Linked DNA regions of Homo sapiens: region 2 is linked to region 1. The links are chromatin loops, found by intact Hi-C in ENCODE. Cell type or tissue: psoas muscle. All regions are shown on one strand. Each heading gives the region's core, and the rest is flanking DNA. Links, peaks and the distances in the headings are about the cores only.

Region 1 (8,347 bases), core at 303-8,302:
GATTTCCACAAAAACAGGGTCCTGTAAGACTTGTGGCTGTAAATCAAGCATCTAGACTAGTACCTTGCATATAGGAAGCATCCATAAAGATTTGTTCCATTCATGAAAATCCACAATGATGCCTATAACCAGTCCTAGTAAGTGCTTAACACTTACGTTGCTCAGCATAAAATCTATGTTATCTTGCATAAGGCCTTAACGTGGAGGCCTTATGAGACTGTGCTATATCACATTCATCAGGAAAACAACAGATGGAAAAGTCAAATCCTATGTGATTCTAAAGCAGGTTAATCAAAAACTTTGATAGAAAAAGAAGTCCTTAACAAACACATCAGTTTCTTAATTTCAAAAAGAAGTTTAAAATCTCTACAGGCTGAAGCAAAATATAATAGCTGCTCCAATATTTCACCAAAAGTGTCTTCATAGAAGTCTTCAAGTCCTTGGAAATGTGTTGGTCATAAGAAACCACACATCATAGTTTCCTGTAGTTCTATACTCCTAAAGCTGAAAGGGACTTTGATAGTAATTTAGATCAATCATCTCACTTCATAAATGAGAAATTAAAGCTGCAGACGTTAAATAACTACCTCACCTTTACTCTGCCAGAGGTCAGGTTGGAACTTGAACTTATGACTTTTAATTCCAAGGTTAGTTTCTTCCAATGTATCAAGTTGCTTGTATCTTTTTGAGCTTTCTTTTTTGGTTAAGAATAAAATTCCCCTCATCATTACCAACCTGACTTAAAAGTAATATTTTGGCACTATGAGGGGAAAAATGTCTCTATTTTCATAAGTATTAAGGAGGGATATAAGTAAATATATTAATTTCAAGAAATGAATAAATAAAATGTTTACAATCACACTATAATATTAACAACAACAATGAATCATATTTTGGGCTCCAAGCAAAGTATTTATTCTGACATTTGCACATCCTACGTGGCTAGTAGCCCTGAAAGGTAAATTATTATAGTTCCTTCCTCTAATGATATTTTGAGCATAGATCAGGAAGTATCACAAAACACACAGTTATGACTTCAAAATAGAAATTACTGCCTATTGGATTTTGGAAAAGATAGCCATGCTAAACAAGATGAAAAAAAATCAGGAATATTTTCTCTCTAATTCCTTAGATCATTTTCTAGAAAACTTAGAAGTTTTCACCAAACATTTCTTTTCTTTTTAATTTTCATTTTTATTTTAAGTCCTGGGGTACATGTGCAGCATGCACAGTTTTGTTACATAGGTAAACATGTGCCATGGTTCACCAAGCATTTCCTTAAAGATGAGTGTAATTTAAAGCTGGGCGCGGTGGCTCCCGCCTGTAATCCCTGCACTTTGGGAGGCCGAGGCGGGCAGATCACAAGGTCAGGAGATCAAGACCATCCTGGCTAACACGGTGAAACCCCATCTCTACTAATAATACAAAAAATTAGCCAGGCATGGTGGCAGATGCCTGTAGTCCCAGCTACTTGGGAGGCTGAGGCAGGAGAATGGCGTGAACCTGGGAGGCAGAGCTTGCAGTGAGCTGAGATCGCGCCACTGCACTCCAGCCTGGGCGACAGCAAGACTCTGTCTAAAAAAAAAAAAAAAAAAAAAAAGATGAGATGAGTGTAATTTTCAGGAAGTAGTAGTGAAAATCATGAGAACAGTATGTATACTAGTAACTAGGTAATGTGAAGAAAGGTAAAACGTGTTCTGATAAATAGTACCTCTGTATTTATTTTCCTAATGAAAAGTAATACATTGGGATTTTCATACTTTGGGAAGAACAACAGTAGAATGGTAACGTAACTAAAAGATAAGTAATTTATTCAAACGTGAAAATAATGATCATGTGACTATCTCAAATGATGATGGAAAGAAAGAGAAACTTTTGCACCAATCCTACATTATGGTTTTCCTGGCACACAGTAAACTTTCATTCTATTCATTCCCTGAATTGTGAAATCAGGGCCTGCCATTGTTATCTACAAAGTTAACTTAATGAAGGTGAAGTATCTGGTCTCCCAGCAACAGAGGGTATCAACTGAACAAATAATGAGCATTCCCGGCTGTCCAATTAATGAGAAGCCAATAAAAACTGCCTTAAGAGGATAAACTTTGCTTTTCAGACTCCCTTCCAATGGTTAGCATTGTAAGTATGACAAAGTTGGGGAAAAGCAGAAAATTTTAAAATTAATTCACTATTTTAAAGTACATGCTCATATTTATTGACAGTTGTTTTATGGGGAGATAGAAGCAGACAGTAGGTTGCATTTGTTCTCCATGACTAGGCCCTGGTGGGTTGTTGTCAAGAAACTTAAAGACAATAATGAAGCTCATAAATTTGTTTACTTATTAGTATATTAAGTAATTAGCAATTTCATTGTATAGCAAGTCCAAATTTGATGTTTTTGTTCAGTGTTCCTAAAAGAACCACAGTTTGTAATATGGTTACGTCTCTGTGTAGTAACAGTTCGGTTTCAAATATACAAAAAGGAAAGGATAAACCAAGCTACAGAACAAGAAAGGATTAGGAAGAAAATTCATGATTACCAGTTTCCTGTTTGATCTTTTGCTTAAATAAATAATAAGGAATGTGAGACAAGAACTAAAATATAAAAAAAAGATGAAGAAACTTTTATAATTTCAGTGCTCATGAACTGAAAAGCAAGATGACATTGTTATTCTAGAGAAATTTCATTTCATAAATGATGTTCTAAAAATTGAGTGTGAGATACATTCACATAGCAAAGTGTTTAAAAAGTTTAATTACTGATTACAGTGGTTCCGGAGGTAATTCTTCAACCAGCTCAAAGCATAAGCCTTGAAAGCAAAGTGCTATTTTGATAGAGCTAGAGTGAATTTTCCAGATCATATTTAAAAGACTAAGCTTTATTTATTTGTTTAACAAGACCAAGCTTTATTTATTTAATTTTGCTTATAAAATTAAATGGCTAAATGGAAAAAAATCGATTTTTAAATATCAAGAACTGGCTTCCAAATTAATTCTGCCATTCCGAGTAAGTGTGAGGCAGGGTTTAGGAAGAACTTCCGTATTTACAAGTATCAGTGAGGCCTCTGACTTGCTGAATATCTTCCAGGAAGAGAAATATGATACAAGTTACATTTCCTGAGAGTGAAGTGAGAGATGCTTGGAGTTTATAGTAAGTCATTTCTTTCCCAGCTGACACCCACCATCACCTGTCAGTTACAAGCAATTTGGCTAGCAGGGCCTAGAGGGTTTGTCTGAAATGCCTTCCTCCCAGGCTGGTTGATGATGTTGGAGTTCCACAGCCACAGAGACTCTGAAATCTTAGCCCTTTTGTGTTTGCTGAGGGGATTCAGGCAGATAGGTTGTTAATGGGAAAACAAAGCTTGGATGACCCTCTAACAATCTCACGCCTGATCTGATTAGCACTAGTTCAATGTGGCATTGTAAACGACTTCCCATTGAAAACAAGTCCCCCTACTGGATGCCATCCAGATAACAAAAACCAAGGATAAATTAGACAGTCTGCTCTTTAGAAATGAGGATACATTGAAGGTTAGTTTTTTCTGGTGTCCCTCAGCCAGGAAAGGGTTTTTTTTTTTTTAACCCTGGATTAAACCCAACCCTGCCCGCAAAAGGTCCTCTAAATTCTGAAGTATCCTTGGGTCCGAGAGCTCAACTGTTGCTTTAGGATCAGCCTGGGAGGTCCTAGACCTAATTGAAAGCTGAGATTTTCCCAATGGCATATGCGCTCAGCTGTTTTTTTCTAGCATGTAGTGCTATTGCTACTACACCTCCACTTTTTTTTAAAATATGAATAAAGTTCAAACCCCTCATGCCAGCAAGTAAGACCTTTCAGAACAGCCCACACTTTCAAGTCTTCTCTACCTCCAGACATTCTTCTCACCTGTGTTCATTAACCACATGGGATTTCTCACTATTCCTCAAATTGCTTTGACCTTTAAAACTACCATGATGCTCCCTCTAACTACCACAACATACATTGACCCCTTGGCTCACCTGGTAAATTCACACTTCAAGGCTCAACTTTTCACTTCCTCTATGAAGCTTTTCCTGGCTTCATCTGTTCTCTCAGAGTTTATCATACATATATCTAAAAATTGCTATTATATGCCATAACAGCTTATTTTTGGCCTGTCCTTCCAAACAGAAATAATTCAATGGAGGGGACTGTTTCTATTCACCCTTAAATTCTCAGGGTTTAGCATATAATATTTACTATCATTTGGGAATTGAATGAAATACTTTGTTAGTATTTATTCTTTCACTGGCATCAAAGCTGAAGGTAGAAATAATAATGACAATATAACATAAAATATTTTTTCTCAATATAGCCCTCTTAACCAAAAGAAACTTTACATTCTTATTGTGGGTAAATCAGAAGAGAGAGGCAAACTTGAGGATAACAGAGAGAATTGCCTCGTATTCATACTTTTTATTTTTTAATTTTTTGAGACAGGGTCTCACTCTGTCACTCAGGCTGGAGTGTAGTGGCATGATCAGGGCTCACTGCAGCCTCAACCTCCCTGGGCTCAAGCAATCCTCCCACCTGAGGCTCCTGAGTAGCTATGACTACAGGCATACACCACCATACCTGGCTAACTTTTTTGTATTTTGTAGAGACAGGGTTTTGCTATGTTACTCAAGCTGATCTCGAACTCCTGGGCTCAAGCGATCTGCCTGCCTTGGCCTCCCAAAGTGCTAGGATTACTGGTGTGAGCCACCGTGCCTGGCCTCTACTGGCTTTTGAGACTCACAAATGATGGTGAGCCAGGAGTTGATAGGACTATATTTATTAAACACTCTGTGAGGCTCTGTGCCCAAGATACACTGCCTCAGGGCCCAGGGGACAGTTAGAGAAGGGGTCTTTAGATCTCTGCCACCACCTTCCAAAGCACACATGCACACCTCACACAGTCATAAGCCACAGGGTAATTCTGGCACCTGTGGGCCAAGAATGAGCAGCCATGAGCAGAGGTTGGTTGGGTCTCACAGAGTAGCATTTGCATGGAGAGAGCTCCCAGCAATGGCAATAGCAACACGCATTGATAAGAAAATTAGAAAACAAGAAGAAAAGCATATCTGCTTTTGAACATGAACACATGTGCATCACTTTTCGGGCTCCCAGAAATAACAACAGTAGGTTTTAAGCAGTGATGTATGTAGAAAGTAGAAGTAATATCAATTTACGCATTGATGTTAATATAATATCATTTAAATCCACATATTAACGAGGCCTGAGAACATTTAGATTACACAAGTCAGAATGAGATCAGAATTATGTAAGAATTATGGAAAAAGTGGTATTGGACCACCAAAAAAAGAAGGAAACTTGAAGGACATTAGTGAGGGCTTAGTGTAGAATGTAGCATGTGTACTAAGCTTTCTAGGATATGTAGGATTCCAATGGGCAGAAAAGGTGGGCATGGTATGACAGAGAGAGACAGAAATGGGTTAACAAAGGAAGTTTAGTGCAACACCTAGGTCAACGCTGGCATTGGAATTAGGACAGCTGTCACCGGCAACTATGAGGCAGAAATTTCCATAGTGTTCAAGAAGTCCTAGTCAGATTTTAATGGGCTAAGGGATGTGTGAAGAAGTAAAAGTGGACAGTAACATTGTTCCTTTAAGAAGTCTGTGAGTAAAGGGGACTGCCCAGGGAAAATGTTTCTGTAATAGGGAAGGATTAAGTATATATTTGTAGAGTAAGAGGCCAGGATACTGTGGAGAGGAGCACTGAAGACCCAAGAGCAGGGGGATCATGGGTGGATCAAGGTCTTAGAGGAGGCTGGCTAGGAGAGGATTAAGAGCACAAGTGAAGGGGTTAACCTTTGAAAGAAGGGGGGTTGCCTCCAGGGAGAACAGCTGAAATTAAGAAATTATGAAGTAGAGAGAAGAAGTTGAGATTGTTCAAATAAGAAAAATAACTTGAACACAAAACATCTGGTCAACTCAGTCTCAAATTCAACCAGCCAGATGTTAATTCTGCATGGCATCACCACATGTGTTCATATTAACATTTTCACTGAACTTATGATGTTTCCAAATTACTTAGATATAGCCAGGGTGAAAGGAATTAATCAAGTCAATTATTTGAATATTTTATTACTTTAGTCTAAAATTATTAAAATGTCACCTAATTTGGGGGAAAAAAAAGTGTCTTAGGAAACATAAGTGCTGACCTAAATGAGATAATGAACAAGATGTAGGAAACTTACAGGAATCACATAAAATAACATAAGCATAGTTTTTCTGCTACCATGTTTATTTTCTAATTAGCATTTGTGGCTAAGTTGAAAGAATTGAAATGACAATAAAGTAATGATTTATCAGTTGGCACAATTATTCTTCCTTGGTTGACATAGATTTCAAAGTTTATTATTGAAATTATAATTATATCCTACAGTCTGACTGTGTCTGAGAAGGAGGATTAGACTATTTGATGCTATTTTGTGATACACAGAGTCCAATCAGCCTACAGAAAAATCTTTAGAGTTGTTATAAAGCTATGCTGAAGCACTAGTATAACAAAGCATCAAGCACTATTAAAGGTCAATTCTCTAATTCATAAATTTAAGACCATGCTTATTTGTAGGTTTACAACCATTATAAATCAACGCATTTGCAACCACCTAAGGATAATAACTAATTAGTCCTCAAATAGCATTTTTATGAGCCAAATTAAGATTAAAGATAAGACTGAAGTACATGCTTACATGCCTTTCTTTTGTACACTCTGAAAATCTGCAGTGTACACTGCACAGATACATTCACACAACCCTACCAGGCGAAAAGCTCTGCTGTCCCTTACAAGATTGATTCATAGGATAAAAGAATGACTGGAAAAAGAAAAAAATCTAATATATAATCCAACAATAGAGGTAGATTAATCAATGCCTATTAGACTGGCCCAAGTAATTATCAAAATAGAACACTTTAGTTTCATTACTTTATGAGAACATTTGCTTTATTATGACTCCTAAGTAGTACATTTAGCTAGTACCTCACTACTATCAAAGTAAATGGCATATAGACATAACAAGATAATTTACATGTAATTAGTCATAATAAAGTAGAAATTAATTCTGGATTTGGAGACAGAAGAACTGAGTTCTAGACACAACTGTTTATTATTTTTGAAATTTTAGGTGAATTCCTTAATGTCATTCAACCTCATTTTTCATCTATAAAATGGTGATAAAGTACTACATCACAGAAGTCATTGTGGTACCATTGATACAAGAAGGCAAAATTACTTTGTAAATCATATAACATTCATAAATGTAAGGTGGTATTATAAGAATCATTATCATTGTTGGAAACTGGGTAGTCACATGTGCCTTGTTCTTAAGTCTTCTTTGGTGAAAAGATCTAGTACAAGAATTAGAAGTAAGGTGCCTTATTTTTTGAGGTGCTGGTGAAAAGAAATTATTGGTTGCCTAAAATATGCAAGTAGCTGTACCAATAAATTTCAAATATCCCTTCAATTTAAACTTAAGATCATACCAATTCAACTAGCACTAAACACCACTGTGTGTCAGGTACCACGAGGGACACAAACATGAATCAGTTGGATGTAATCTCTACCCTGTAAGGCTTATATATCTGAACAATTTCCTGCCTGGCCAAAGAATGGGAGTTCTGATGTGAGCAATGGAGTCTAAAGAAAAATAATACCTTTCCGATTATATGATACCATATGAGAGGCCTATTACCTATTTTGAATGACCGTAGACTTTCATTAGAACTTAAGCCATCTGGATGTGGTGGGGAAAATCGTATATCAGTTCTTCAAAATTTTTGCCAGGGGCTTATGTAATGTTTGTGAGCATCAGAGAAAATCAAACTGCCTGCCACCTTGGATATGGATAAATTGGGTTGTCAATGTTTTACTCATATAGAAATTATCTCATGTAATTATATTTATTGTATTTTTCCATGTCTTAACCTCCTAGGGCCTTCCCTCACCTTAGATGTCTTTCTTCTCCCCAGAACTTGATTCATCTCTGACTCTCAGTAGTCTCTTCAGTTTTCAAAGCCTAGTTTAAATCCCATAGTCTTCAAGATATTTTTTTATCATCCCAAATATAAGAGATTTTGTCTTTATATTTGTTCCGTTGAACATTTAAAGCATTAACTGTATGCTTATAATTATAATTATAATTAAGTCTGTCTTCATTTCTTGCCCCTAAGAGGAGAGATATCACACACTCCCTAGAGGCAAGAACCGTATCTTATACCTCTTTCTGCAAACTCTTTACTAATGTTCTGTCCTGTGTTTCAACAAGACAAGTGAAAAACTACTCCTTTTTTCCTCAGAAATGAGAACCTACCCTCTTTTCCTTAGAAAGTT
Region 2 (8,347 bases), core at 245-8,244, 66 kb after region 1:
TTGGTACAAGTATAGACAAATAGACCAAAATTGAAGATTTAGAGACAAACCCATATATACACGATTTATGTGAAATGTGGTGAGCTGGGAAGCAGAGAAAGGAGAGTCTATCATAACAGGTTTTTAATAAATGATGAAAGATGCCTATAGATGTGGGAGGTGACTCCTACGTGTTACCATATTTTTAAAAAATCAATTTCAATTTGATTATACACCTAAATATAAAACATAAAACAAAGCTTTTAAAATACAATATCACAATATATTCTTACTACCTACTGATAAGCAAAGATTTTTAAACAAAATACACAAAAATATACTAATCCAAAAATGAGTGAACTTTGCTTTATATTTAATGTAACTTTTCAATTTAAAATTTTATCTCTCTAATTAGACTTTCTCTAATTTTTACTACTACAATGTTTTGCACAAAGTAGGTATTTTTTTTAATTTTATTATTATTATACTTTAAGTTTTAGGGTACATGTGCACAACGTGCAGGTTTGTTACATATGTATACATGTGCCATGTTAGTGTGCTGCACCCATTAACTCATCATTTAGCATTAGGTATATCTCCCAATGCTATCCCTCCTCCCTCCCCCAACCCCACAACAGTCCCAGGTGTGTGATGTTCCCCTTCCTGTGTCCATGTGTTCTCATTGTTCAATTCCCACCTATAAGTGAGAACATGCGGTGTTTGGTTTTTTGTCTTTGCGATGGTTTGCTGAGAATGAAATCTTGTTGAGTGTTGAGTATCTATTATTTTGCTTTTGCTCAATAATCCTTTCTTTTTTATAACTTTTCTATATTTTTTGAAATATTTATTAATGCAACAAACTTTTAAAATGCATTATTTATGTTCTTATTTATGAGCTATCCCACCAGATGGCAATGCTCTATTTCCATGGAATCTTAGTGACAACGTTTTGAAAGAAGTCTAAAACTAAATCTTTCATATGCTCATTATTTATAGACCATAGATTACAGAGTTTTAGAATCTAGAAAACTTGAATGAGGGATTATATTGGATGGTATCTGTAGAGAAGAAAACTGGGGTTCAGAGATATTCAATTCTGTCCCCATAGCAATTTTCTTTCTTTATGCACTTAGCCATTGAACAGATATTCTGACTACACTGTTAGTATTTGGAAACCAGAAAAATAATACCTGATACTCCTATGATTCTGACATTATCTTGTTTCTTAAAAAATGTATATTTGTCATTAGGTATAAGAGTAACATTTATAAAATATTAGAATGACTTTTTTTCCTTTTTGCTTTGGTCCTAAATGCCTTCATAATATTTAAACAATTAGGTATATTTAATCATTCTCCTACTTTGGAATGCTTAGGTTGTTTTTACTTTCTTACTACTAAAAAACATGATCAACATATTTGTGAACCCAGAGTTTTCTATATTTGAGGTTACTTCTTTAAGTTATACTCCTGAAAACATCTACTGTCTTATGAATACTGCTAAATTACTAAAAAAAAAAAGGTTTACAATTTCACCAGCAATATAAAATATGCTCTTTCAATAGTGAGAAGGGGACTTTTTATATTTATATAAATCATTTGTGTGATTTATGTTTATTAAAACTAAAATGAATATTTTCCAAATTTCTTTTTTCTTCTTTTGTAAATTTTCTATCCATATATGTTTCTACATAAGTACACATTTCAGTGTTTTTGCCCTATTTATGATCCCATTTTCAATCATCTATGTATCTGGTATAAGTAGAATATTCATCCTATACATGCTATATTTATTAAAACCTTTTTTTCTACTTTCTTCTTTATCCTCTGCTACTATTTCCATTACAAGGTGACCTAGTTTTAAAAAAAATTATAATCTTTACTAGGGCTGGGCGTGGTGTCTCACACCTGTAATCCCAGCACTTTGGAAGGCCGAGGCGGGCAGATCATGAGGTCAGGAGATCAAGACCATCCTGGCTAACACGGTGAAACCCCATCTCTACTAAAAATACAAAAAATTAACTGGACGTGGTGGCAGGCACCTGTAGTCCCAGCTACTCGGGAGGCTGAGGCAGGAGAATGGTGTGAACCCGGGAGGTGGAGCTTGCAGTGAGCTGAGATCGGGCCACTGTACTCTAGCCTGGGCGACACAGCAAGATTCCACCTCAAAAACAAAAAAAAAAAATCATAATCTTTGCTAAATCTACCTAGACAAAAATGCAGCCTTATGAGGTTCAAGTTCATCCTTTTATGGCACTAACATCACACACAGAGATCCCAGCTAAATGTCTATGAGTAAATTAAGTGGCCTCTTGCTAGTGGCCAATAGTATAAATTTACATTTAAAGCTAATTCATTGGTTTGTGTATCAGGATTTACACATACCACAACTTGGATGTGCATATCACATGACTTCTTTATTTCTCTATAACTGATCTAATCTTTATGACCCTACCCACCCACACACTAGGAAGTAGGGTTGAAATACTGAATTTGGTTTTCAAATATTAGTACAATCCAGCTATCTGAAGAGATTACATGGGGTAATCCTACAATAATTCTGCAAAAACATTTCATTCTCCTTTCTCTATTTCTCTTTAAGACGGCATCTGAATGTGTGGGAGAGAAGTGTAAATCACTCGATAGCATTGGGGAAGAGGGAGAATGCTGGCCTCATGCTAGTCCTTGGATATGCGCTGAATGTCATTTAATTGATACTGAAAGTAAAAACACAGAAATCAGTACAACGCAAGTACCTAAGAATACAGGCACAACTATAAACTACCAGTAAAAACTACCAGTACAATCATACTCTGCATGCTGGCTGACTCACAGCTCTGCACCTGCTGTTAGTGTCTGATGTTAATAAACCCCTTGTCTATCCCCTCTCAGCTTAGTAAGGATCCAATGGCTTCTTTCAGCTGACTAGGTCTCCGCAGTCTGGTGCTACAGCTCCCTCTCTTACCTTTGCTTCCCCAGTTCTCTGCACAAACCCCTTGACAATGGAGGCAGGCTTCCCACTACATTATAACCCTCTTCTTCCCGAGAAGACATCTGCTATCTCCTGTTTATTTGCCTGGAACTGTAATGGTGACCTTCATGTTGGAAGAGAAAACCAGCTTATAAATAAGGGGAAAAATCAGGAATTAGTGGTTTTTTAAATATTATATCCAACGATAAAATACAAAAAGTAATGTCATATAAATACTAGAATACTAAGACTTCATGTATGCCTTAAAACAGTGAATTGAACTACTTAAAATCTTTATTTCCTTTATATCAACCTGAGGCTACAGAGACAATTTCTTATAAACTTGTTTCCAGAAACTGTATGTACTGTATGTGCCCTTTATTCTGATACCATAAAAATCAAGATGAACCTACATTCTCTTTTTTTTTTTTTTTTTTTTTTTTTTGAGATGGAGTTTTACTTGTTGCCCAGGCTGGAGTGCAATGGCAAGATCTCAGCTCACTGCAACCTCTGCCTCCTGGGTTCAAGCAATTCTCCTGCCTCAACCTCCCGAGTAGCTGGGATTACAGGCACCTGCCAACACACCCAGCTAATTTTTTGTATTTTTAGTAGAGACGGGGATTTCACCATGTTGGCCAGGCTGGTCTTGAGCTCCTGACCTCAAGTGATCAACCCATCTTGGCCTCCCAAACTACTGGGATTACAGGCATGGGCCACTGTGCCCCATCGAACCTACATTCTTAAGGCTAGTCATTTGACCCCCAAATCAATATCATATATGGAGAAGAAAATGAGTCAGTAGAAGTCACCTATCATTAAGTAGACCAAAATCACCTGAATTTGAAAGTAAGGTAGATTTTAAATTTTTTTTTTTCCTATTAAACATCTTTCTTTGGGTAACTTCATCTGGTTTTCCTTTCAGTGATCAAGTCTTCTCCACTTTCAGTCTAGGTTGTTTAAATGGAGCTGACCATAGCTCTCTCATCTAGGAGTAGGCATGTGACTTAGCCCTGTATAGTGAGCATATCCTACCTCCTTGGTCATAGCAATTGGCTCAAGGGTGTGTGTGTGATCCAAGTCATCCAGTGATATTTAGTGTTGGGATTTTATTGGGATTATTCAGAAGAGAAACCGTTTTTCACTGGAATAGTTAGCAGTAAGCCTAGAGTTTCTGGAGGCCACCTCAAATAGACAGCTTACTCGTGGAAGATAGCCAACACAAAACAAACTAGAGCTAGGGAATAAAAAGAGAAAGATGACTTCATTCGAGTCTCTGAATTTAGCAAGCCCTGAAGCAGGATGGAACCCTTGAATTTTCTATGATGTTAGTCAATGAGTTCTCTTTTCCTTGTTGTTGGTTTAGTTAACTTGAATTTAAATTTCTATCAGTTGCAGATAAAAAGACTGCTGAGTAATATAGACTGTACTGTTTCTACTGCATACCACACCATTGCCAAGAGTTTATCCACCTCCCTTATAGTTTATTTAGATTCTTTCCAGAGGGCTAAATTTAGATTTATGAGGAAATATTTTGTATGTCATTGATACATGTAAGAGAAATAGAGTTTCTGTTTATTATTTCTCAGAATATATTATTGTAATTGAGTCAAGAATGGTGTCCTGGCTGATTGTGCAACAATTAAAAACAAACAAAACAAAACAAAAAAGCAAATAGTAACAACTTAACTGGAAATTACACACTAACTTCTGCTGGTTGTTTGGAAAGCCAAAAGGAACAGTTTTTTGCTACCTCAAACCTAAATGCAAGTCTAGTGATAGAAACTCCACCATCAGCAGGAATAATCAACTATAATATTTTAAATATGGTGGTAAAATTTCAAAATTTATAAATCTTGAGAGCTTTTAGTAGTATTTGCTTACAGATTATTTAAAAATTGTATTCTAGTGCATTTTCATATATTCCTAGATTAGAAGCCACTTTACTAACTTTAAACAGCAGCAGCAACCTTTAACCATTATAAAAAGTGCCTTTGTCTAGATTAGGACTTCTGTAAATTCTGCAAAAATAAAGATTTCCATTTTTTTGCAGCTTTGATCACTCAGGCTCAAGTGATCTTCCCACCTCAGCCTCCGAGTAGCAGGCACCACCTCTGTGAGCCACCACACCGAGCTAATTTTTAAACAAAATTTGTAGAGATGCATTCTCACTAGGTTGTCCAGGCTAGTCTCAAACTCCTGGGCTCAAGCAATCATCCCATCTTGGTTTCTCAAAATGCATGGATTACAGGCATGAGCTATGACATCCAGCCAAGATTTTCATTTTTAATAATTCAAGCATAAAGACATTTGGGGCATCCAGAACATAGATAGAACTACCAGCAAAATTTTAGGGTTCTGGAGTATTTCAGAAATAATATTTATCTTAAAAACATACATTGTGTTCTACCTTTGAGGTACTGGAGGATGGAAGGATAGTCTAGTTGTATTACCAAAATTTTTTGGACACACTAAACACATTCACCCTGTAATGAAAGCATACACATTATGTATTGAACTATGTACACTCTATTTTACAAGTTAGATATGCCTGACCTGTTTTGAAGTCTGCTTTATGCATAACAATTCTATGCAGTCTCATTAGAAAAAAAATAAAAAGTGTTCATGTGTCCTTATTGCTATTCATATTTTTGAAAGATGACAATAAAGATAAGTTTTAATAAAATGGAGACTATGTAATCATCAAAATTTTAATATGAGAAATTTAGCATTATAAAAATAAACTAAGTTTGAAACTGGACTTTTACTATATTTAAATTCAACCTAATTTTAAAGAGACTTGGAGTCAATGCTGAGTGTCTGAATTCATTAATAAAGCTACACACTACTTTATTTTCACTCCATGTAATTCAGTTGGCAATGTATGTTAAACAATAACTTCATATCTTCCTTTGATAAAAATTGACTGTCAGAACTGGAACTTTCTTTTCATGAATAATCGATAAAAACAACAAATACGCCTTCCTAAAGTGACTTAAATTATGCTAAATTGAAGCAGCAAAATTAGTACTAGCTCAAATTTCAAACTTTCTTTAAAAGAAAAACAATGTTTAAAAAGTATAATAAAATGTAGCATTGTGTTTATTTATTTTTGTGAAACACTATGCGTGAAACTTTTAATAAAAATAAATACATTGGCCCACCCAGTGGCTCACAGCTGTAATTCCAGCACTTTGGGAGGCCAAGGTGGGTAGATCACCTGAGGTCAGGGGTTCCAGACCAGCCCGGCCAACATGGCGAAACCCTGTCTCTACTAAAAATACAAAAATTAACCAGGCATGGTGGGGCGCCTGTAATCCCAGCTACTCAGGAGGTTGAGACAGGAAAATCGCTTGAAACCAGGAGGCAGAGGTTGCAGTGAACCCAGATCCCGCCACTGCACTCCAGCCTGGGTGACAGAGCAAGACCCCACCTCAAAAGAAAAATTAAAAATAAATAAATAAATACATTGTTTTTTATCTAACCCAAAATGTTAAATGAAACAAGACATTTCAAGTAAAACTTGGTTTTGCCCACACTTTTAGCACAAGTGTAAAGTGAAAATCTTTCTCTGCTTGTCTAAAATGTTGTTGACAAGGTTTTTAAAAATCTGTTGAAATTATCCTAAGTTGAAGAGGAGGCTATGTGGCAACACTGATGTGGGAATCCCACACACGCCAACATGACTACTCTTTTATTATCTATGCCATTATGTCATTCCATCAATTATAGTTTGTTGTACAAGAAGCACTTCGAGAGAGCAAATGATGGTTTATTTATTTTGTCCCGATATTTTGTATTCCCAGGTCTATTCAAATATTTCTTAAAGAGATAAATAGGTAAATGGAAAGGTGAAAAAAAAATACCCCAGTTTTACACTGTTGGCTGTTACATGCCACTAATGTTGGATAAGTCATCTAACTCTCTGGATTTCAGTTTCCTAAGCTGTAAAGTGATGAAGTTGGACTAAATAATGTCTAAGTTTTTTCAGACCTAAAGCTCTATGGATCCCTAAGAGGGCTGCAGCCAAACAATCAAACACCTTTAAGGCAAACATATACCCTATCCTAATGTTTTATAATTTATAATAATAAAACTCCCTGAACTTGATATCTCTTTACTATCCTATATAAAATCCATTAATATCCTCTATAATACCTTTTTTCACACCTATGTGATGCAAGTAGTAAATAAATGTAATATAATTGTGAGCTCTGGGAAAATAGATTCCTTTCAGGGCTCAATATTTTTAATATCCCCCTTAGTGATTATGGATAATATGAATTCAACATCTGTTTATTGGGTAAGTGGCTAAAGAATCCTGATTTTTTAAACTTATTTTATAATGCTGTAGTTTCTTTCCATTATTCTTTTCTCAATTGATATTACAATTCTAACTATATAAGGGTCGTATATATTGAAATCATATTTCTATTTTTTGTATAAAAATTTGAAGTTTAAATGCAGATAATCATTGACTCATAAGCCTTGCAAATAATCATCCATATATTTTCCTAAATCAAGTATACCAACATGGGTGAATAATTATATTTTGGTACCTAATTTTTATTTAGCTAAACTGAGCCTACACACATCTGCTACTCACAGATGAAAATAGAGAAAATGATTAAAAATAAGGGTAAGGAAATCAAGAAAAACTAATCTGAAAAGAAATCCAGGCAAGAGAATTAAGACATTAGCAATTTTCTTTTAAGACTCATAAAAAGACTTGTGTAGAGTGGGGAAAAAATAGAACAGAGAAGAATCAACTCACTGAGAAAGAATATGAAAAAAAAAACTCACAACATTTCTTAGGTCCAAGCCTATCTTGGCAAATACTTACATTGAAAATGGGTGCCTTTGTTCACAATATTTTTTCATATTTCTTTTTGTGTTCAAAGACAACCAATAAAAGAAGTGAAAATATTTTGAACTTATTAGTAGACATTGATTTTGCAATGCCTCTAAGCACTGGATCTTAGCTGGACTGGAAAAATCATATTAGGATGTTCAGTTATGAAACCACTAAAGAAGAAAAAGGGAGCTAGAAGACAGAGAAATCTGAACTTTTAGGTGATATGGACAAATTTATAGCACATGACCTCATCAAAGTCAAGGGTGTGGAAAAATTATAATGCTTTGGACATGTTCAAAAACTGAGATTGGAGCAGAGGCAATTTTATGAATAGCATGCTGAAATGTAAGTGATTCAGAGCTTGACTGGTGTTAGAGTAGGTGAGAAAGAGTTACCCCACACATTAGCCACAGATCAGAGAAATAGACACAAACACAGAGAAGAAAATGGGAAATAATTCATTCTAGTAAGATAGGTGGTAACACAAAACAGAGAGTCACAGAGAACTAGTGTTACCAAATAATCTTTTAGAAAAACATTAGATCT

Evidence for each region. A loop is a pair of places that touch in the nucleus more often than their neighbours do. Peaks named below come from ENCODE experiments on the same cell type or tissue, not always from the same donor. Only the 100,000 strongest peaks of a DNase experiment are listed, where the experiment ranks them.
Region 2: it touches region 1 in a loop (2.5-fold over the local background); 1 of 110 quality-filtered maps calls a loop at or near these places.

Annotation. Positions count from the first base shown.
Region 1 is chr6:69,909,188-69,917,534 of GRCh38, reverse strand. The region is part of intron 4 of COL19A1 (collagen type XIX alpha 1 chain); the gene reads right to left. Among named protein-coding and RNA genes, the nearest start is that of COL19A1, 47 kb to the right of the region's middle. RefSeq lists enhancers at 1-164, 3,108-3,629 and a silencer at 3,106-3,304. In psoas muscle, for the core only: no CTCF peak of the experiment used is centred there; no DNase peak of the experiment used is centred there; H3K27ac peaks cover 1,852 bases.
Region 2 is chr6:69,843,231-69,851,577 of GRCh38, reverse strand. No RefSeq gene overlaps it. Among named protein-coding and RNA genes, the nearest start is that of COL19A1, 19 kb to the left of the region's middle. In psoas muscle, for the core only: no CTCF peak of the experiment used is centred there; no DNase peak of the experiment used is centred there; H3K27ac peaks cover 1,555 bases.